Regions from separate parts of the Homo sapiens genome. Here all the other regions are linked to region 3. Evidence: chromatin loops called from intact Hi-C (ENCODE). Cell type or tissue: B cell. All regions are shown on one strand.

Evidence for each region. Peaks named below come from ENCODE experiments on the same cell type or tissue, not always from the same donor. Only the 100,000 strongest peaks of a DNase experiment are listed, where the experiment ranks them.
Region 1: a loop joins it to region 3, with 7 times the contacts of the local background. A loop is called at or near these places in 3 of 110 quality-filtered maps.
Region 2: a loop joins it to region 3, with 9 times the contacts of the local background. A loop is called at or near these places in 47 of 110 quality-filtered maps.

Annotation. Positions count from the first base shown.
Region 1 is chr12:47,352,332-47,360,331 of GRCh38, reverse strand. LINC02416 (long intergenic non-protein coding RNA 2416) reads right to left here and starts at 6,564. Exons shown (of 4, transcript NR_183615.1): 1 at 6,450-6,564. In B cell, no CTCF peak of the experiment used is centred here; DNase peaks (open chromatin) are centred at 331 and 3,891; H3K4me3 peaks cover 2,542 bases; H3K27ac peaks cover 7,031 bases.
Region 2 is chr12:46,484,256-46,492,255 of GRCh38, reverse strand. The region is part of intron 3 of SLC38A4-AS1 (SLC38A4 antisense RNA 1); the gene reads right to left. All of the region lies in intron 1 of LOC124902923 (a long non-coding RNA gene), which reads left to right. Among named protein-coding and RNA genes, the nearest start is that of SLC38A4-AS1, 100 kb to the right of the region's middle. RefSeq lists a silencer at 1,976-2,270. In B cell, a CTCF peak has its summit at 4,531; a DNase peak (open chromatin) is centred at 4,355; H3K4me3 peaks cover 873 bases; H3K27ac peaks cover 1,723 bases.
Region 3 is chr12:46,382,695-46,390,694 of GRCh38, reverse strand. It overlaps SLC38A4-AS1 (SLC38A4 antisense RNA 1), which reads right to left and starts at 7,019. Exons shown (of 4, transcript NR_125380.1): 1 at 7,000-7,019; 2 at 2,723-2,948. RefSeq lists enhancers at 3,953-4,454, 7,148-7,655 and silencers at 7,014-7,083, 7,234-7,593. In B cell, no CTCF peak of the experiment used is centred here; DNase peaks (open chromatin) are centred at 2,114, 3,604, 6,794, 7,294 and 2 weaker places; H3K4me3 peaks cover 5,532 bases; H3K27ac peaks cover 7,850 bases.

The sequences.
Region 1 (8,000 bases), 970 kb before region 3:
TCTCTCCTCAAGGCAAAGCCGAGAGCCACACATAACTATTGAGTGATTGGAACATGGCCAGTGAAATTGAGGAACTGAATTTTACATTTTATTTAATTTCAATTAATTTAAATGCATATAGCCATATGTGGCTAGTGGCTGCTGTGTAGGACAGCTGAGGTATACAGAAGTCTTTTGAGGAGTTTTGCTATAAAGGAACAGAAAATGGGGTGGATAGTCACAGAGGGATGGGGGTCAAAGCAACAGCACTTTAAAAAAAAAGGTAAATAACATTTTAGCATGCTGGTAGGAAGGATTCATAGAACAGACAAAAAGATTACACAGGAGAGAAAGAAGGGTCAGTTGCATGTCTCAAAAGAAAGCATACACATAGCCAATAAGTGCACGAAAAATGCTCAACATCACTGATCATTAGAGAAATGAAATCAAAACCACAATGACGTACCATTTCACACCAGTCAGAATGGCTACTATTAAAAAATCAAAAAATAACAGATGCCGGTGTGATTGCAGAGAAAAGGTAATGCCTATATGCTGCTGGTAGGAATGTAAATTAGTTCAGCCACTGTAGAAAACAGATTGGAGGTTTCTCAAAGAACTCAGAACTACCATTCGATCCAGCAGTCCCATTGTTGGGTATATATCCAAAAGGAATATAAATTTTTCTACCGAAAAGACATATGCACCCATATGTTCACTGCAGCACTATTCACAATAGCAAAGACATGGAATCAACCTAGGTGCCCATCAATGATGGACTGTACAAAGAAAATGTCATACATATACACCATGGAATACTATGCAGCCATAAAAAAGAATGAGATCATGTCTTTTGCAGCAACAGGGATGCAGCTGGAGGTCACTATCCTAAGCAAATTAATGCAGGAACAGAAAACCAAATACCACACGTTCTTACTTATAAGTGGGAGCAAAACATTATGTACACATGGACACAAAGAAAAGAACAATAGACGCTGGGACCTAACTGAGTGGGGAGGATGGGAAGAGGGTGAAGGTAAAAAACCAACCTGTCATGTACTGTGCTAACTACCTGGGTGACAAAATCATTTGTACACCAAATCCCAGTGACATGCAATTTACCTGTGTAACAAACCTACACAACTACCACAGAGCCTAAAATAAAAATTGAGAAAGTAAAATAAATAAATAAATAAATAAATAATGCTTAGAAACAAACAAACAAACAAACAAAAACTAGAAGAAGAAAGAAGGCTCAATTATAAAAGGAAAGTTGATTCTAGATAGGAGCAGGCCATTGTATATAGATGCACTGTCTAATATAACAGCCACTAGCCATACGTGGCTATTTAAATGTAAATTGATTTAAATTTAATAAACCTCTAAATTTAATTCCCCACTCACACTAGTCACATTTCAAGGGGCTATCATATTGGATGTAATTTCCATCATTGAAGAAACTTCTTTTGGACAGTGTTGCTGTATACTTTCTGTCTTCATTTTATATCATCATTCCATGTTTTGAAAAAAGTTTTAAACTTTTAAATCAAATTTATATAGGTGCATAGATTAGAGAGCCAAAAAGTGCTGCAATTGACAACTTTTCATTCCTTCTCCCTATTTTTCACTTCCCAAGAAATTGTGATCAAGTCTTTTTTTTTTTTTGAGACGGAGTGTCACTCTGTCACCCAGGCTGGAGTGCAGTGGCGCAATCTCAGTTCACTGCAAGCTCCACCTCCTGGGTTCACGCTGTTCTCCCGCCTCAGCCTCCCAAGTAGCTGGGACTACAGGCGCCCGCCACTACACCCAGCTAATTTTTTTTTGTGTGTATTTTTAGTAGAGACGGGGTTTCACCGTGTTGGCCAAGATGGTCTTCATCTCCTGACCTCATGATCCGCCCGCCTCGGCCTCCCAAAGTGCTAGGATTACAGGCCTGAGCCACGGAGCCCAGCCTCGAGTCTTTTAGCTTTAAAAAAATTATGGCTATAATTCTAAATAATTTTCTTGTATTGCTTCCTCTCTATTATTTTCCAAGTTTTGGACATGATCCTGACTTCTTTAAGGAATGCGTGGATTCAGCACTCCCCACACCCCTTCCTAGTCACATCTGTACACACATGTACACTTCCAGTCCCCCATCTCCCCATAGAGTCAAAGTATTTTTATGGTTAGATCAGTATTCAGTGTTTTCATTATTATGAAAAAGTGACTACTTGCAACCAAGCCATGTGATAAATCATGGTTACTTTTTATTTAAGATCTTTCGATGTTCCCTAAAGTTAATATTCTTTTTTAAAAATTTGCTTAGCTATGTAAGCAGTTATCAGCAATTTGACCCCAGTCCTCTTCAGAAGTGTGGATGTTCTTCCCATATGTTCAAATATATCAATTTCATCTTTTTGGAGCTATGTTTTCTGGAGACTTGCTTCGATCTGCTCAGGTTGCTCTCTGAGGCCGCTGCACGGTTGGCACCCTGGAATCCCCGTCACCTACATCCTGCGATTCCCGTCCCTTCTTTCTTGAGTCGGAGCCACTGTTGGTGGGACATGTCATCCTCTTCCTTGACATACTCCTTCATCGTGCTACTGCTCCAGCAGTAACTATAAAAAGTAAATGTTTGAGGACTAGCATGTCTGAAAATGCCTTTAGCCTATCTTCACACTTAGGACTTTGTGTATATAAATTCTAAGGCAGAAATAGTTTTCTCTCAAATTATAAAAACATTGTTTTACATTAACTTCTAGTTTCCACTGTTGTTAAAAAATCCAAATCTATTCTTACTCTTGATCCTTTGTATATGACCTATTCTTTCATCTCTTTTGGCCTGATATTATGACATTTTATAATGAGACGACTTATTATGGGTCTGCTTTCATTCATTATGCTGGGTTTTTGGTAGCCTTTTTTTTTTTTTTTTTTGAGACGGAGTCTCCTTCTGTCTCCCAGGCTGCAGTGCAATGGTGCGATCTCAGCTCACTGCAACCTCTGTCTCCCGGGTTCAAGTGATTCTCCTGACTCAGCCTCGCAAGTAGCTGGGATTACAAGCACCCGCCACCACACCCAGCTAACTTTTTGTATTTTTAATAGAGACTGAGTTTCACCATGTTGGCCAGACAGGTCTGGAACTCCTGACCTCAGGCTATCCGCCCGCCTCGGCCTCCCAAAGTGCTAGGATTATAGGCATGAGCTGCTGCACCTGGCCGGTGGGCCTTTTTAATCTAGAAATTCCTGTCATTCCACTTTGGAAATTTCCTTGAATTTTTCCTTTGACTGTTTCTTCATGTATGTTCTTTTGTTGTTGTTCCCTCTTTCTGTAATTCCTATCATTGAGATGTTAGACCTCTTGGACTGATCATCTAATTTTCTTTTTTACTTTTCTCTGCTGTTTTCCTTCTCTTTGATTTTTTGCTCTACTTTCCTCAATTTACCTTCTAGTCTTTGTATTGAGATTTTTGTTTCAGCTTTCATATTTTTAACTTCCAAAAGCTTCCTTTCATTGTATTAATGTCCCTCCTGGACATTGGGTATCAAATTGCTGATACCCTGATCTGGGTATCAAATTGCTTTTTAAACAGTTCTCAGGCCCACCTACACCCCTCACTTTTGGTTGAACCTGTATTACAGATTTCTGAGCCTTTGGCGGGTTCTATGGTGACAAATTGCTCCTTGCTTTCCCCAGTGCTGACTAGGAATTCAGCTTTCATAGATCTCAGTCATTTATCCTTCCCTAGATGCTTTCCAGTTTCCAAACTGTACATGTTAGAGTGGGGCAGGGGTGTGAGTAAGTCATTACAAATTCCATTTACTGTCATTTAGTCAGGTTTCAGGGGAAGCAGAAGTAAAATCACATGTTAGATCAGCCATCTGTGACCAGAAGCTTCCCCATTCTCACTCGAATGAACTTCTAATCAAGCTTTCATCCCCTCTCTCAAATCTTCTTTTGCCACGGTGACATATGACCTTCCATTGCCCATTCTCTGGTTAATTCTGTCCTTATCTCACTTGACTTCTTACCAGCATTTGACGTAGTTGATCACTTGTTTCTGGAACCCCACACCATCCTCACTGTTTTCTCCATTTGATTCTCTCTCTCTCTCTCTCTCTTCTATTTTTAGAATGTGCTTTTTAAAATTGAGTCATAATTTACATATTGTGAAATGCATAAATTTTAAGTGTGCAGTTCAATCAGTTTTGATAAATGCATACACCCATATCCTGCTCCCCTAACAAGACAGCATTTCTATTCTTTTTCTCTTCTATTGGGGATCCTCCTCTTCTTTTTCCTGACTTTTAAATGCTGCAGTTTCCAAGGGCTCAGTCCTCGGGTCTCTTGGGCTTCTTCTCTTTTCTATCTATACTGTCTCTCAATATCCAGTCCATTGGCTTTAAACACCATCCAGACCTGTGCTGTCCAACACAGTAGCCACTAGCCACATGGCTATTAAGTCTGAATCAAGATGTGGTACACATGTAAAATTCATACTGAAGTTCAAAGACTTATAAAAAAAAGAATGTAAAACAACACAATAATATTTTCATATTGACTATACAATAAAATGAGATTTTGGATGTATTAAGTTGAATAAAACATTACTAAAATTAATGTTACCTATTTTTTCCACTTTTTAACATATAGCTATTAGAAAACATATGTAACTTGCCTCGTATGTCTACTGGTTAGCACTAGTTTAGATATTGATAACTTACAAATTTCTGTCTCCAGCCCCAAACTCTCCTGAACACCAGACTTCATATCCAAATGCCTACTTGATGCAGCCAGAAAAAAGACCAAAATCATGTTCTTTGCAGGAACATGGACACAGCTGGAGGCCATTACCCTAAGCAAATTAACACAGGAACAGAAAGCCAAATACCGCATGTTCTCACTTATAAGTGGGAGCTAAACATTGGATATTCATGGACATAAAGATGGCAATGGTAGACAGTGGGGACTACTAGAGGGAGGAAGGAAGAAGGGGAGCAAGGGTTGAATAACTATTGGGTACTGTGAACAATACCTGGGTGATGGGATCATTTGTACCCCAAACCTCAGCATCACATAATATACCCACGTAACAAACCCAGACATGTATCCCCGAATCTAAAATAAAAGATGAAATTATAAAAAAAAGTTATATTGAAGTGTCAAATATTGATTACAACTATTTTGAAGCACAGAATATATTTATTATTATCATGGTTAATACTGAGTGTCAACTTGATTGGATTGAAGGATGCAAAGCACTGATCCTGCAGGTGTCTGTGAGGGTGTTGCCAAAGAAGATTAACACTTGAGTCAGTGGGTTGGGAAAGGCAGACCCACCCTTAATCTGGGTGGGCACCATCTAATCAGCTGCCAGCATGGCTATAATATAAAGCAGGCAGAAAAAAAAAAAAACAACAAAAAAACATGAAAAGACTAGACTGGCCTAGCCTCCCAGCCTACATCTTTCTCTCATGCTGGACCCTTCCTGCCCTCAAACATCAGACTCCATGTTCTTCAGCTTTGGGACTCAGACTGGCTTTCCTTGCTCCTCAGCCTGCAGATGGCCTATTGTGGGACCTTGTGATTGTGTGAGTTAATACTTACTAAACTATATCTATATCTATATCTATATATCTATATCTATATATATATATATGACTCAAATGTTAATCTCCTTTGGCAACACCCTCACAGACTCACGCAGGATCAGTGCTTTGCATCCTTCAATCCAATCAAGTTGATACTCAGTAATAACCATGATAATAATCGATATATTTTATGCTTCAAAATTGTAATCAATATTTCACGCTTCAATATAACTTTTTTTATAATTTCATCTTTTATTTTAGATTCAGGGATACATGTGTGGGTTTGTTACATGAGTATATTATGTGATGCTGAGGTTTGGGGTACAATTGATATATATATATATATATCATATATATGTATATATCATATATTATCCCATTAGTTCTGTCCCTCTAGAGAACCCTGACTAATACAATTATAAAAACCAACAAATGCCTACTTGACATACCCACTTGATTATATAATAGATATCTCAAACTTAACAGCTCTCAAATGGAATTTCATATTTCCCCCTGCCCCAGACTGACCCACCTCAGTTTTTCCTATTTCAGTAAAAGTCACCACGGTTTTACTCAATTGCTTGGGCCCAAAACTTTGGAATCTTATTGACCACTCCCTTTCTCTCCCTCTCCATGCCCAATCCATCAAAGAATACATGTAGAATTAGCAACTTTTCACCTTTGTCCCTACCAGGCCCAAGTTGTGGATTGCTTTCACCAGGACAATGACCATAGCTTCCTGTATGTATCCTGGCTTCTCCACTTACTTTGTCCTGTCTATTTCTCTGCACAGCAGCCAAATGGATCCTTTTACAAACATTATACCGGTTAAGTCATTCCTGTACTCAAAAAACCCCACAGCAACTTTTAATCACCATAAAATCCACAATCCTTACCAATGTACAAGGCGCTTCTTGATGTGTCCTCCGGCCACCTCTCCAGATAATTTTCTGTCTTTTTTACCTTGTTCAGTGCATGTCGCCTATTCTGATCTGTTCATCGTTGCAGTTTCCTTTTTCTTTTCTTTTCTTGAGACGGAGTCTCACTCTGTCGCACAGGCTGGAGTGCAGTGGCACACTCATGACTCACTGCAGCCTTGACCTCCTGGGGTCAAGTGATCCTTCCACCTCAACCTCCCAAGTAGCTGGAACTACATTCACAGACTACCATGCCCACCTAATTTTTGTATTTTTTATAGAGGCAGGGTTTCACTGTGTTTTGCAGGCTGGTCTCAAACTCCTGAGCTCAAGAGATCTGCCAGCCTTGGCATCTCAAAGTGCTGGGATTACAGGCGTGTGCCACTGTGCCTGGCCATAAGCTACACATTGTTATATTGAGAAGATCCTCTTGAAAACATATGAGTTACAGCTGGCCCTCTGTATATGAGGATTCTGCATCTGCAAATACAACCAACCATAGACCAAAAATGTCTGAAAAAAATTAAAATGACAACAACAACAAAAAAACAAATAAAAAACCAACACAATGCAACAACTATTTACATAGCATTTACATTATATTAGGCATTATAAGTAATCTAGATATGATTTAAAGTATATGGGGGATGTGCATAGGTTGTATGCAAACACTACACCATCTTATATCAGGGATTTGAGTATCTGCAGATTTTGGTACCCACAGGGGGTCCTGGAACCAATCCCCCGTGAATACCAAGGGACAACTTTATATGTAAAAATTAAGGCTGCTGGATGGATACATTTTACCAGCATATATCTTGGTATATGCATTACTGTCAAACCCACTATTCACAAAACTTCTGCTACTTTATTTCTTTAATCCATCTTTGGTGAGGAAAAAAATGTGTGTACCAAGCTGCTGGTAGACGGCACCAGTCTGCATAAGATAATAGCCAAAACCAGAACCCCAAGTCAACATGCATGACTTGTAGAATATCTGAAGTTAATAATGTTCATGTAACCCAAAAAGAGCTAGTGGATTTTAGGACCAATGATAAGGATATTAAAGATCAAAGAGAATGAAATGTCAAAGAGAATGAAATGAAACCAGGTTTCTTAGTATCTGAAGAGATTTCTATTACAATCTCTCTATCCATAATTTGAAGTCTATTATCTTCTCCTTAAAATTGGACATTTGAAATAAATAAAACTGTACAAAAATTAGGGCAAATTACAATAGCCTGATAATTACAACCCCAAACTATATATTACTTTTTAATTTTTTAACAGATTGGCAGCCAGAAAAGAATATTTTCTTTGTATTTATTTTTTAAACAAGTAACTTTGAACTTACTTCACTTCCTTCCTTCCTTCTTTCCCTCCTTCCTTTCTTCCTTCCTTCCTTCCTTCCTTCCCTCTTTCTTTCTTTTCCTTTCCTTTCCCTTCTTTCTTCAAATAGCATCTGGACTGGATCTAAACTAAACTCACAGCACATTTATTTTGAGTGTCTGCTTTGAGGATCAGTGAGAC
Region 2 (8,000 bases), 100 kb before region 3:
CAAGGTCAACCACTTCAACCCAATTGTTTTAGAGTTGAAAACTGAGGTTCAAGGAGAATCTTTGCCCCAAAACAAATAACTGAACTACTAGAGTTATTATATAAAAATGATCATTGTAAACATTTTTAATAAGAACAACAAAAATCGAAATGTAACTTATCGGCCATTTGCTAACTGTGTTACGTGGAGCAAGTTACTTAAGCTTTCTGTGCCTCAGTCTCAACATCTGCAAAATTGAGATAATAATGGTGTCTATTCATAGGCTTGCCGGAAAGATCAAATCAGTTAATACCTGTAAAGTGTCTAGAACAGAACCTGGAAACAATCAGTGTTTGATAAATATCAATTGTTTATTATCATTATTATTATTATTACTACCACTACTACTGATTTCAGACAAGCCTTTCTCAAGTAAGTGAGATTTTGTTGATGAACTGGAAAACTCAATCCATTGTGGATTGGAATGTTGCCGTGACATGAACATCAGCTTTTAAGGATACACTAGGGCAGAGTCCAGCATCAGCTTAGAGCCAAACAAAGGAGGGAAGTAGGGACAGTCTTATCTCCATGACTAATACTCATTTTTAAAAATACTTAAATATCAATTTTCATGTTGCATTTTTAAAAACTCCAAGAATGGAATTGAAAACCCAATCTTTTTTAAGTCTGTTTCAATTTTTAGAAACCTTGACCAAGCCACTCTCTCTTACTTGGTAGTTTCCATATATAGCATAAATAACAATCTTAGCCAGGTGTGGTGGCTTGTGCCTGTAGTCTCAGCTACTTGGGAGGTTGAAGTGGGAGGATCAATTGGGCCCGAGAGGTCAAGTCTGCAGTGAGCCATGATCATGCCACTGCACTCCAACCTGGGCAACAGAGTGAGACCCTGTCTCAAAAAATTAATTAATTAATTAAATAACAATCTTTACCTGAATTGTAAAGATTAAATGTACCTGAAAGCATTTCTGGGTTATAAATTTTGCAGAGAATTGTACATTCTTTAAAGACACCATGCATTACAATTATAAAATATTTATCTTACCTTGAGATCACTGGGGGGCAAAATGTCATTTTTGTTTTTTTCCAAGGGCTTAGCATTGACCATGGAAATAGCATATGTAATCAGAATATTCACGGAAAATCTGTTCAAAAGAAAGAACTCCGAGCCGGGAATTGGAGGTCTGGGTTCTAGCCCCAGTTTTCTCATGGACACCTTCATATAGCTCTGGGCAAGTCATTTAGACTTCTTGGCACCATTTCCTTTACTGTAAAACACAGGGTGCATTAGCTGATCTCTTCCCCTCTAGTTCTATAATTCTAAATGTCATGCATATGTTTGCATGAATCCATGAGTCACTAAAACCTAGTCAATTTCAGAAAATTATTTAATAAACAAAATGTCTCATAAGCAGTTCAAGAGATCTTGGAACTGACTTTCAAATCATTGCATAATTGTGTTCAGGCAAAGACTTCAAACCCAGGAAGAACATCTTGGAATCGTTTCACCATTCTGCAGTGGAGAAAGGCTGTGAATTCACATATTCACACTCATTTAAACATCTCTCATTAATCTCTGAGGGCACTTAATAAAGATAAAAGGGTATTGCCTCTTTCAAAATGAAATAAAAGTATAAGAGCATGCTATATTTCTATAACATTCTCAGCATCTCAAAATGCTGTGATAACAATGTTACCTTTTTTTTTATTTCTCTCACTTCTGATTTGATCAATGTAACAACTTTGTGAAAGAGGCTAGACCCAGGAATTATTGTACTCATATTACAAATAAATATCCTGGGGACTAAATAAAATAACTTGCTTCCCACTTAGAGCTGCTGGTCCTCACACTTGGATCTCCTAACTCAGATGACACCTGACCCAGCCTGGGAGTGACCTCTGCGTTGCAGCTCATATGCACATCGACCATGTGCCTGCCTCACTGCTATAAGTAAGATCAGTCCCTAGTAAGGCCTGGCGAAGCTCCCCGTCAGAAACAAAAAGTCCTCCTTTTATTTTCCACCCCAAGTCACTGTCTGGGAACCTCTACAGAACTGAAGGGGTGTGGCCCTTTTGAAGGACTTCCATGAACAAAAAGGTTCCCAGATAAGAACAATAGACTTATTGATGACCAAATCTGAACCTGCTTACCATGCTCTGTGGTTTCTCCCTGTAAACGTTTTTCCCATAATCCAGTGGCTGCTTTGGAAGAGTTGTCCAGAACACTTTCATCAGGGCTATTTTTTCACCCTATGATTCTGGCCATCATCCAGTTTATTTTTTGAAAAAGAGCAGCCAGGAGTAAATCACATCCCAGAGGAAAAAAAAAATCCTACAAGGTTCAAAACATTTTATATTCATGGGAATAATTAGGAAAATTCTAGAATTATACCTGTTAGCCAATTAAGGAGTGACCAACTTCAAATCACAAATACAGGTTCCTGAAAACAACATGTAATTTTATGTAACTGACTTACCAGCCTGGGGATAGAAACAAGGCCATGATGCATTTGAAGGGCCTGCCCAGGGCTTGGTTGGTAACTAGAATCCAGCAGAGCTGCTGGGCTTGGAAGGAAAGGATTGCACAGAGATTAACTCCACCGAAACATGCCTGTTTTTGCATAATATTTATGTTTCCGCCCTCATAATGGCTTCATTTCATTTATTCTCCAAACCAAATGGCAGAGACAGCTACTCTTTGTGGTACACATGGTTACATTGCTCCTTTTGCCAATTCCATGAGAAGATCATTGTCACTTTTTCTCTGGCTATTGAAAACAAAATAAACATAGGTCTGAATCTTTGACTCATTTTTCACTTAGAATGGAAGATATTGGTAGCCATATATATCATTTCACTTAATTCAGATCCGCAAATATTGAGAAACTTCTATGGGTAAGCCATCATGTTAAGTGCTTCAGGGACCTAAATCTGAGCAAGACGCAACCCCAGTTCACAAAATGCTAAATGAAGTGGCCGATTGCTGGGAAATACTGCAGGGAACTAGGGATCAGAAACAGATTGTGGGGAACCAGAGGGGATGGCAAGTCTTCAAATTACTCTTAAGAATCAAAGGTCTAACAGAAGTAAACCTCATGATCAAATACAACACAGATATAAGGTTAGGGACCACATGAAATTTTCTTGCTCTATAGTACTTAAAATAATTTTTTTTTAAAGTAAGAAAGAGAGGCACTTTGAAGTTCCCAAAATGGAATGGCTCTTAAGTCAAAGGTTGAGCAGACTTTTAATAAACTGGTAATATAGCTATAGATACAGATATAAATTCACAATTTTAAATGACACTTTTGCCTACATCATCCACTTTTGCATACAAAAAGGTGAGGTCCCTCCATGTCAGAAGCACCCCACGAGCAAACACAAGGACTGGGAATTATCAGACAGTCATATGAACTAGTACATAATTTTCCATGCACACAACAAAACTTTAGTGAGTAACTACTGTGTTCTAAGTGTGAAGTATAGGTGATACAAGGATTTTGAGGCACAGATGTCTGCCTTCAAGTGTAACACAGTCTGTAGGAAAGGCTGCCATATGTGGCTCATATATGTCAGATGGTATTAGGAGATAAAGGTGGGAGGCTATGCCAGCATCATGTTAAGAGGGTCCTTAAAAACAGGCTAAGGGTTAGTATTTAATTCAGTGACAATAGAGGATCATTAAAGTTGTTAGGCTAAGGAGTAATATCATCTGGATTGAGTATACAGTTCATTTAAAGTAAAAATATAGAATTCGGCAGGGCTTGGTGGCTCACGCCTATAATCCCAGCACTTTGGGAGTCCAAGGCAGGCGGATCATGAGGTCAGGAGTTCAAGACCAGCCTGGCCAATATGGTGAAACCCTGTCTCTACTAAAAATACAAAAATTAGCCAGGCATAGTGGTGCATGCCTGTAGTCCCAGCTACTTGGGAGACTGAGGCACGAGAATCGCTTGAACCTGGGAGGCGGAGGTTGCAGTGAGCTGAGATCATGCCACTGCACTCCAGCCTGGGTGACAGAGCAAGACTCCATCTCAAAAAAAAAAAAGAAATATATGTGTGTGTGTGTGTGTGTGTGTGTGTGTGTGTGTGTGTGTGTGTGTGTAGAGAGAGAGAGAGAGACAATTCATTCAGAGCAAAATCGAATAAGGAAAAAGACTGGTTTCGAGACAACTGCAAAGCACCCAGGCAAGAGGTAAGAGGAAATATGGTAAGAAGTAAAAGGAAGTATGGTAGCACTCAAGAGAATTAATGAAAAAAGAGGAACTCAACTGAAATTGACAGTGTAGAACACTGACTTGTTTCAGAGGAAAAGAAAATATTTGGTATGGGCCATGCTGAGTTTGAGATGCCATTGGTGTCTAGCCATCAGTTGGATATTCGGGTCTGAGGTACTCGGGTCCTGGCAAGAAAGATACATATGAGTACTATCCTCATGGGAGTGATGGTTAAGGCCACAGGATTGAACAAGATAGCTGAGGTAGCAAGTGTAGGTCTAGAAGCAGGAAGAAGAAAACATTCCGGAGGACACGTACATGTATAGAGAAGTAGAAAGAGAAGTATGTAAAGAGAAAGGAGAACTGAGAAAAGAATGCCAGGGAAGCAGAGAGGGGGATGCTTAAATGAGAGAAGCAACAATCAAATGCTAAGAAGAAGCCAGAGACGCATAGCCTGAGATGAGCACTTGGATCCAGTGCATAGGTCAACAGTTGCCTCTGAAAAAGACACTTTAGTGGGGCTGAGAATAGAAAAGTCAGCATTCAAGATAGTGAAAAATGAGTAGGTACACAGCACAGAAATGGACTTTAGGGAGTTTGATAGAGGATTATAGAATGAAGATGGAAATGACAAGGGAAGAATTGATGGGGAAAGGTCAAGGGAATCAGGCTGGCAGTTAGAGGGGTTAACCTGACAAAGAAAAAGGACACATACTCCTCAGAAGCAAATTAGAAAGAAGAAAGCATAGGAAGGGGCAGTGAAAATACAAAGATTCTCTCCCTAGACCCTGTCACCCATGCCTATGGGCACAATTACCGCCTCTCCTGGAATTACCCACAAATGTCTGTCTGTCTGCTGCCCTAACCTCTTCCTGAGCTCCTAAGCTATATATAAAACTACCTACTAGAAAACACGTGGATACCTTCAAGGCTCCTCAACTTCAACCTGCCCAAATCAAATTCATGACCTTTTCTTCCAAACAGTGTCATCCTGTACTGTTCCCTGCCCGATAAATGATATCATTATCCATCAAAACTGCCAAAGTTCAAAAGTCAGGACTTGCTTCTACACCTCTATTGCTCTCAACTTCACCCCCAACCAAAGGGCTTTTAATTTGTCTCCTCAAATCTGCTTTTGCCCCCTTCTAAGCTCTGCACTGCAGCTAGAGTGACCTTTTCAAAACTCAACTCTGATCATGGTCACTCCTGCTTAGATCCCTGCAGTGACTTCCTCTTGGGCAGGGCCACAGTCTGACTTGACTGTTCAGGCAATATGTGGCCTGGCTCTGCCCACCTCCCTGCCTCACCCCACATTCTCCCCCACCCACATGCCCTGGCTAGTGTGTCTTCTCTGTGCTTCCTCACATAATTCCAGTTCTCTTCCACCTCTGGGCTCTGCACATGCTGTTCCACCTGCCTGGTACTTCCTTCCCACCATCCTTTCCACCTGGTTAACTTCTACTTCAGGGAGAATAGAAGACAGCATTATATCATGGTGATTAGGACCCCAGGCTTTGGAATCAAACTGAGTTCCAAAACCCACTCCTCTACTCACCCACTGGGGGGTCCTAAACAAGTTATATACTGTATCTAAGCCTAAGTTTCTCACCTGTATGTTAACATGAGTCCATACTTCACAGAGATTATTCATAGAAAGCACTAAAATCTGAGACTGGCACATAATGCCCACTTCGTAAATGTCTGCAATTTTTTGTTAATCTTTTTTCCAGCCATGGGTCAATCATCACTTCATGAAGAAGCCTCTGCCCAGGTCACCACCCCTTCCTCTGCACCCGCAGTCTCCTTTTTTGCACCCAACACAGATTTACTTCTGCACTTACGTATGAGATTTTTAGAATACACCTGTCTTCTCCACCAGAAGGCTCATTGACAGCAGGATTCGCCTGCTTTGCTCGTGCAGAGAGCCCAGCCTCTAGCACAATACCTGACACAGAGTAGACACTCTACCAGTACTTCCTCAATGAAGGAATGAATGAATGAGCAAACCACAGTAGCCCAGCTGTGGTTAGAGTGGAAGTAAGCATATCCAGCTTGTCCTGTAAGCAACAGCCCAGTATTTGGTCATTTGGCCATTGCGTCCTTGCATTAGTGGGGGCCTGATGAGCAGTTTGTCATCTCATCTATGAATGCCAGTAAATCATTATCAGCAATATTTATTTTTTAAAAACTAGGCGAGCCTGAGGTAAAATTCATATTTTTGCAGGCCTCGTTGGCCAAGGACATTCGGTCTTCCCTGGCTGAGGCTGATGAAGATGATGACAGCAGAGATGATAATGTTGTAATTAACAAAGCTTATGAATATTAGCACATTAAACTCTAGAACACTTTGGTCTAATAAATGGGACATACAGAACAGAAGCTCCTGAAGGTCATCTCATATGCCAAGTGAGAAATAGGGAGAGAGCCCTGTCACTTGCTCTCTTTGGCGCATCTTAATTTCTGTGTTGTAGATACATACACACACGCCTCACCAGGTCCCTGTGCCTGGATGTGACCTTCCATGGTCTTCTGACTATTAACTGTGACATATGAAGTTCATGAGTCAGACCCCATAGTCTGCATCCCTGCTTATCACTACGTGACCTTCCCTCCCCTCAGGTCTCTTCCAAAGAAGACCACTGAGTTGGCTCACACTTTATTTTAGGGAATGTTTTCTGACTACTTCTCTTGGTGTCTGTTAATGGGCAAATATCAAATCCATGGGAAATTCCTACACAGTTCTCAACAAATATGAGGAAAAGCAAACGAAAGATCCCTATAACTCTTTATACATCGCCTTTACAGCATGTAAACCCTTTGATTAACATCTCCTGGCCGTGTGCAGTGGCTCACACCTGTAATCACAGCACTTTGAAAGGCTGAGGTGGGAGGATCACTTGAGCCCAGGAGTTTGAGACCAGCTTGAGCAACATAGTGAGACCAATATCAATCGAGAAAAATGACGAGACAAGTCTCAATCATTTTAGGAGGTTTATTTGCCACAGTTAAGGATGTATGCCCGGGAGACAGGTCTATGCCTTTCTCTGAAGATGATTCTGAGGGCTCCAAATTTAAAGGGGAAAGGGCAGGATATTCAGAAGTACACAATTTTCATGTAAGAGCGGGGGTAGGGAAAAATAGTCGTTCATGCCTTTGTCCGGCTCAGTGACTCTGCATTTTTTTATATAAGGTGATATAGACAAATGGGGCAGAGGAAAAATGCAGGGTATCTGTATTTTACATAAGATAACATAGACAAAATGGGGCAGGAGAACAATCAGATATGCCTTTGTGTCTGGTGGGCAGGGAGATGACTGCACCTGTAAGGATAAGCTATAAATTTACATTGCAATGGCGAAATTGTGAAATTTTAACAGAAACACCTTAAAAGATCTTGAAGCTCACTAGGAATTTCCTTGTGGGCAAAATATGGCAGAGATGTATAGCTTTTCATCTTGTAGCCATCTTATTTAGGAAGCAAAAAGGTGGAAGCAGGTTGCATCATCCAGTTCTCGGCCCAGCTTTTCCCTTTGGCTTAATGAGTTTAGGGTCCCAAGATTTCATTTCCTTTCACACCCCCATCTCTACAAAAAAAAATAAAAATAAAAATTAGCCAGGCCTGTACTAATAGCTAAGAGTACTAGCACGCACTTGCAGTCCTAGCTATTCAGGAGGCTGAGGTGGGAGGGTCCCTGGAGCCCAGGAGTTCAAAGCTGCAGTGAGCCATGATCACACCACTGCACTCCACCCTGGGTGAAAGAGCATGACCCTGTCTCTTAAAAAAAA
Region 3 (8,000 bases):
CTCTCTGACATGACAAAGACAAAATTTGAGATTTGTTTGTTTGTTTAAGCTAACACTTGAGAAGTACTTAACATATGCCAGGCATGGTTCTAAGTGCTTCCTTTACAAGTTCAGACTTAACTAAATCTTCATGAGTTATTATTTATCTTTCACATTCATGAAATTAAAGCACACAGCTAGTAAAAAGCAGAAGCGAAATGAAACCAAACAGTCTGGATCCAGAGTCCATCATACCCAGACTGCTTTGCTGTAGGTACTGCCCTACAGCACAACAGGTACCTCTGAACAGTATGTTTGCCAATATTCCCATTTAGTGTATAATGCCCTAGGTTACAGCCTTTGGCAAATAAATGGTGTTGTCCTTGATGCCAGATATCATACCTAAATTTTTAAAAATTTACTGTAGAGCAAAATAAAATCAAAAGAGCATACTAAGATGCAATATTCTCAAGTAAGACCAGCTAAGAAGGCTTCCATTGTATTCAGCAGAAAACATAATTTCTGCAGACAAATTTAAAATATTTGAAAGCAAAATGAAATGTTCACCTTTAGCTCTCCACCTTCTAGGGCCAAGTGATGCAAAAATTCCATATTCCTAACAATAATATGAATTATCAAGGAAAACATTCATCATCTTTTCTCTTTAACTCTTTTTTGTAAATTTAAGTTACAAAGCAAAAAATTTCAAATCTTGGTTTTTTAAACAAGGGAGGGAGCCTTTTAACCAGGACTTACTCATGAAATTTATGCTTCAGAATCACAATGACTATCACTGCAGCTTCATTAATAAGAAGAAACTAGAATACTACTTCTTAGATATATATCTTCCTAATGTTTCTAAATGAAATTTCCGGGACAAAGGAACCTAATGATCATTAAACCAGTACTTCAGATGAACTTCTAATCATTGTCAAAGGCAAGTCTGTGTGAAAATACATATATGTGTCTATAAATATGTATGTTTCATATGGTTATAATGGGTATCCTCTAACATGAAACATACTGCAAATTATAGTCGACTTAGAATCAACTTTATGAAGTAACTAGGAATGACTAGTTAATTAACTAACTCTGGCTTCCCCAAAATTCTGAAAGTAGATTTTTAGCCTAATGGGTTAAAAACATAAGTACTAGGTACTTACTGAGAGCACATCTGGAATCACTTTATCTTGAAACTGTTGTATAATGAGGTGCTAACATAACCAACTATGGCTTGCCCCCCACTGAAATGTGTGTGTGTGTGTGTGTGTGTGTGTGTGTCCTGGACTTAACCCTCTTCCAGTAGCAAGTTCAAATTCCAGAACAGTTTGTCCAAGGATCATGTTGGCAGGAATGTGCTTGTCTTGGAAACTTGTGGACCAAAATATGTTCATCCTTAAGAAAAGCACATCCTGCAGATAACAGTGACTGGCCAATCAGTGTTGTCACGTCACAGAACTGTGGGTTCTCATTTTCTTGCCCTCTTTCCAATATCCAGCCCATATTCAGCACTGCTTGTGTAACAAAAGGCAATAAGGAAGAAGTTGTAACAAATCCTAACAGCAAACAGACCAAGACTTGGGGAGTTGCAATCTGGGAAGCTGAGGGTCAATATTTCATAGTGTCATTGATGAAGCCTGTGAATTTACCACAGATTTTACGGTTGTCAGTTCACAAACTTTCTGGTGAAAACAGACTTCTATAATAATAATAATTGGATTGACTAATTTCCATGACAGGACATGAGTAGAATGAAGAGGCAGATGATCTGGGTTCTACCTCCAATCCAGCCACTAATCAGCAATTCAACCAGCAATAAGTCATTTTCCTGTCTGGCCTCAGATGCATTCATCCATAAAAAAAGAACTGTCAGATAATCTCTAAAATCCTTTCCAGTTTACATATATTTTATGACAAAGTTTTTTACCTAACCTCAAATATGTGTGTGTATGCTCATACACACACACACCCACACAGAGAGAGAATGAATCCAGACAATCTATCGAAGATTAAACCAGGCATGAAAATCCAGATGCTGCTGTACACTTTACAGACGATTCTTTAGTTATCATTTCTTCCTCATACAAGAGTGTGAGGGGCTCACTGAGACAGGTCTTGAGTTCCCCTCACTTGTACCTTTTAGTCTCTCTCATTTCCTCTTTTCTTAACCACTGTCACACCAAAAGAGGTACAGTATGGTGCATAAGTTTGCAAAACTATAAAATGATACCATTCTTTGATTCTTCATTCTTCGATGCCATTCTCAACCTTTTGCACTTGGAGAAACATAGCTATTTTCACTTTTAAATGTCATTTATATTAGCATATTGTGAGTTGGTTATTACTTTTAAATACATTGACTATCTTTTAAGTTTTTAGTCTTAATTTCTACTATAAATATCAACACATATAGTCCACATAAACAAAACTCTTTGTGGTCCTCAATACTTTTTAAGACTGCAAGGGGGTCCTGAGACCAAAAGTTTGAGAATTGCTAATGTAGTAGTTAAGAGGACAAACTCCAGATCCAGCTGCCTGAGTTAAAATGTCACTTCTATCACTTAACAGTGGTGTGACATTGAGTACAGTCGCTTAGTCACACAGTTGTTCTGTGCCTCAGTTGGGGATAATAACGATAATAGTACTGACCCCATAGGGTCATCATAAGGCTTAAATGAACTGATATATGCACCATGCTTAGAAGTGTTGTGAGCCATCATTCTCTTTGGCGCTATTCACCTACCTCCATTCCCCGTGGTTTGCTTGGTTTGGTTTGATTTGGTCTGGTCTTACTACTGCTGCCTCTCCGTTTGACTGGCAAAGTGTGACTGGCACTGCTTCACCAGGGGCTAAAGGCATAGCTGACGAGGCTCCTTCATAACCACAGCCACAAGTTCGCACTCCAGTGCTGCAGCACCCAGCTGTACTTTGAATTTGCCCTTCAGAGAGGCTCCATCAGCAAAAGTCAACTGGAAAATCAAAGCAAGCAATGCTAAGTTTTTTAAAAACACGCTATGTCAGATGAATTAGAATGTAAAGTAGAAACTCTAGCCTTCGGAATAAATCAATGAGAGGAAGGAAGTAGAGACAAAATGCAAGCAATTACATTCATTCCTTAAAAGAAAAGGTGGTATCTGCCCAAGCTCCCTCCAATTTGAACTATGTTTTCACAGCCTTCCATCTCCTTTTTAAAATCTCTCTTCAACATCCCAGAGCAGCCTCCTCCCACCTGGCCAAGAACCCTCAGGCCATCAACTTGCTTAAAAAAATATGATGGCCCAGATTCTGATCACGTGCACATGACTGACGGCCATTGGATCTTCCCAGGGAGTACTGAAGTTTTATGAGTATTATGATCATAATCCCCTGCATTTATATTAGTTTTCTTTCTAATCTATATTTTCACATAAATTTTTCTTTAATTCTTGGCACTCAGCATGCTGTTATTCCTATTTAACGGTTTAAAAAACTGAGGCTCAGAGAAGCTAGCAAACTTGTCCTAAGTCCCAAAACTTTGAATCAACGGAACTGAAACTGGAGTATAAATGAAATGGGAAAATTTTTAACGACTGAAGGACTGGGGGAAATGCACACAGCAGGGAGGGGCAGGCATGCTGCGGGGAGGCGGAACTAAGCTATTTTTGTCAGGGGGTTACTTAAGCAAATCTGCTCTACTGTGGAAATAACCTCAACTAACTCCCCCTGAGTTTTACACAGCCTCTTTATTGCCTCCACAGCTCAAAACTATACATTCTCTAATTCTAAGACTTATTTTTATTATTTTTAAATACTAATTTGTTCATACAATGGATATCCAGGTGGTACTGTTCTTAAGAGGATTTTAAAGAAGGTACACCCAGTATGTTTTATATTTAACCTATGGCTGCTTCTCAAGAGTGTTTGTAAATTGAGAACTGTCTGTATTGCATGTGTGATGTCATTAAATATATATTTGGTCTGTCCAAAACTATCTGGCATTTGTCCTTTACCAACATTACTGAGTATTTTAGTTTCTCAATCATGCGAGCTTAAAAAGCACAGCCAAATCTAATGAATGTCAAACTTGTGTAGTGACTCAAGTTGATTTCAGTATGTTTAAACAGAAAAAAAAATAGAACTCACAAAGGATCAACTGGAATGAGTATTCACTTTAAAGGAATGCAAAAAGGAATCCTTTTGAACCATTCATTCTCCTGAATATGTTTAAATGTGCATTAATTTAGGTACAACTGCTAAGGAAAACTGTTTATCATATACGAAATATTTCCTCATTAAAAGTAATGGCAAAAACCGCAATTACTTTTGCACCAACCTAACAGCAGACACTTTGAATATGAGTGTAATGTTCTTTGTATGTAACAATGCTAATGCTAAGCTATCTCAAATATCTTCTTTTACCTGTTTTTTTTCCTTCGGTAACTTATCAGCCCTGTCCAATAACAGTTCCTACAATAATGGAACTATCTGTCAGTGCTGTCCATTTTTGAATGAATTAATAAAATTAATTTTATTTAAGTAGTCACATGTGGCTACTGAGCAATTAAAATGCCCTATTGAAGAACTTAATTGTCAATTTTATTAATTTTAATTCATTCAAATAGCCATGTGGCCAGTGGTTGTGTATTGGACAGAGCAGTTATAAGATCTCCTTCAGCCAAAAAAAAAAAAAAAAAAAAAAAACCTATGATTTTATCATTCTATCATTGTGAGGCCAGAATTAAGGCTGTAGTTATTAAACCTCTGATTATTAATTGGATGCTGAAATACAGTTAGCTAACTGAACACACAATTTTAAAGAGGCTGTTTTTGTTCTTAATAAACATCAAAAAAACTATTATGTGCAAAATAACATGTGGGTAAGTAGGATATACACAGACCAAGATTGAACAGACATTTCCTGACGGGGACATTGCTCTCCCAGTTTCTGCTAAATTCCAATTCAGTACATCCTAACAAGACATGGCTGATCAATTGTGTAAGCTCATGCTTTTAACAAGTATTGCTTAGCTCAATAACTCCCATAGCTCTAGGACAAACAACTGTCCTGAGCCCTGGGGACACGCTGTTGCACTCTGTTGAGCCTGACAGAATGCCTGCTCTTCCAGGCACTTACTCTCCTGGGAAGCACAGCCAGGTGAACAGGCCACGAGAATACACCGTGGTCAGTACCACTACAGGGGCAGACCTTGGGTGCCACACGAACACACAAAAGGAGCTTCTAACCCAGTCTTGGCTGGACAGGGAAGGTTTCAAGTGCAGAAAAGAAGGTTCCAGAAGGAAAAAACCAGTAGTATCTTGCTATCAAATCTATCCATTATTTAGGTTTCTTTGGGAAATTTCCTTTTCATTTGGCATTATGTCATCGTCCTTTCAAGGGTATTCACTTTTTGAATACATTTCAATCGATATATATTTATCGAACCCTGAAGACTAAAAAGCCTCATCGTCATTCTCCTGGAGGATTCACCATTTGCTCGGGGCTAAAGGTGTATGAAGACAAACCTTTCTCCTGAGAAAAAAAATGAGTTCTTAGGTCAAATATTTCAATAATCTACCCTTTAAGAAAAATGTAACACTGCCTTGGAATGCATGATTTCTTCATAAGACTTCCTTTTTACAATTGTGTGTGGCTTTCTACCCAAACTAACTTTAAACATCCCTCCACAATAAAATTCAGGAAGGCCACTTTAATAAAACGAGGGGGAAAATCCCACCAAAATGTAAACTTAATATTTCAACACAATTAAATTTATTAATAAAGAATTTCTATTGCATAGTGAACAAAGCATTGGATTTACCTGACAGTTTGGGGTCAAATTCCAGTTCCTCCTCTTAGAGAAGGAATGGCCTTGGGCGAGTTATCTAACTTCTCCAAGCATCAGTTTCCTCATTTGTAAAAGGTCAATAATGGGGTAAGAATAGCCCCTACCTCAGAGTTGATGAGAGAAATGAATATGCACACATTTACAAAGACCTTAAAGTAGTGCGTACCCTAAGCCTTATATGAAGATTATTATTCTTTCTAATTACAATAATTCTAATTGCAGAAATCTATGCGAAAACAATACACAGTTCTGGCCAAAAGAAGTTAAAACAAATGTGAAAAATAAGCGACATCCAGAAACTTCAGCAGCTCCCTTCTGTCCTATGCCTCAAGGTACCAGAGAGGGAAAAAGACCCCCAGGAGAGGCTGTGAGGAAACCTGAACTGCAAACCCACCACGATGTCTTCCTGGGAAAGGCAAGTTGGTAAAGAAAGATGTGAACTCTATTTCAGGGTAGTATGTTTTTTTCATTTGCTTCCAAGACTTTGATGGAATGACTTGAGAGGAAAAGTTCACAATTACTAGAAAGAACCTAAAAGGACATGAGAGATGAAACCGTTGCAGTATTTTTGAAATAAATGTTTTCCTGCAAGAGCAGAGTCATGGGCGGGGTGTCTGTGTAATATCTACTCAACACAGCCGAAGGGTAAGAGGAAATCTTGGTAAGCCGACTTCCAAGTCTTAATGGGGAACCATACGGAACCAACTGCACGCCAAATCCCACGCTCACCGAAGCTTCAGGGATTTTCTTGTGGGTCTGGGGGTTTAATCTGACAGCTCCTAGAGCCTTCAGGACTTCCCGGGCACAGATAATGGGCCGCGACTGCACCCCCGCGTCCCTCCTTGGGGCGCAGGCTTTCCACAGCTACAGTTCTCCACGTCAGCAGCCACGTACACAAGCGCCGGCAGCTGCCAACAGGGCGTGCCCGCTTCCAACCCTGCACTCTCCCAAGCAGGACATCCCTGCACCGCCCGGCGCGTTCGCGAAAACTCCGCGGGGCCTCGAGGCGTCCCGGGATTAGCCCTGACGCTGTAGGGCTCTCTAGGTTTTCCACGACGCAGGGGAGCGTAACTGGAGCGCACCCGACAGCCTCTCAGCTTGCCCAGGCTCGACTGGATGGGGCTTTGCTGGACCCCCGACCCGACCCCCACACACCCGGGCGGCGGGGCCCAGGTACCTGCCAACGCCTCCGCACCTCATCGTCCCCTCTGCTTCCCCTCCTCCCTCTCCCCGAACCCTTCCCCCCTCCTCCCCGCCTCCTCCCCGCCTCCTCTTCGCCTCCTCCTCCACCTTCTCCTCCCCCCGACCCCTGCTCCCACTCTTGGCTCCAAGTCCGCGCGCGGGCTGGGGAGGCGGTGCCGAATGAATCACCGTCACGTGGGTCGCGGGCGCGCAGAGGCGGGCTGCGCCCGGGCGGCTCTGGCGCTCGGAGCGTTAGTGGAAAATTTCCGGAGATCTACTGGGGCTGCGCGCCGCAGGCCCCGCCCGCCGCCTCCCCGCTCCTTCGTATCCCCACCTCCTTTTCCCCCTCCCTCCTCCTTTTCTCTCTTCCCCCGCCGTTTTCCGGTCGCAGCCGGGCCCCGACATTGCGGAGGTTCCTTTCTCTCCGGGGAGCGGCGCTGCGCACGCCCCGCCCGCTGCAGCGCCCCAGGCTGGCGCCGCCAGACCCCTTTGCCCTGGGGCCGCCAGCCCTCGCTTCCTTCGCGCGGCTCCAAGCCGCCACGCGGCCTTGCCCCCGACCTTGCGTGTAGCCTGCTGGTATCCTGAGAGGCCAGGAGCGGCGTCCTGGCGCCTCCGCCTTCGCCTCTGGGGCGCCGCACCCCCGCCACCTCCGTTCCGCATTGAGTGAGACCCCCCACATCTCCGGGCGGAATGTGAGACAAAGGGAGAAGACGGTGACGATGGGCGTCTTGTCTTCTCATTTAGAATTACTGCACCGCCGTTTAAACAAAGCACATGCAAGGCCAATTGTGTTTTACCCACTCCCACTTAACCACTGAGAAAATAAGCTATTTTCTCTATCCCATAACATTCTCCACTTCGTTTTCCCAACCACGAACAAAATTTATTCCTGAGACAGCAACTTTGAGGATTTCGTTGACCTCATCCATGTAGAAGTGACAAATGGTTACACAACAAAATTGTTTCACTCAAAGGGGGTTGTTGTGTACGTGGTTCACCTCAATAAAACACACA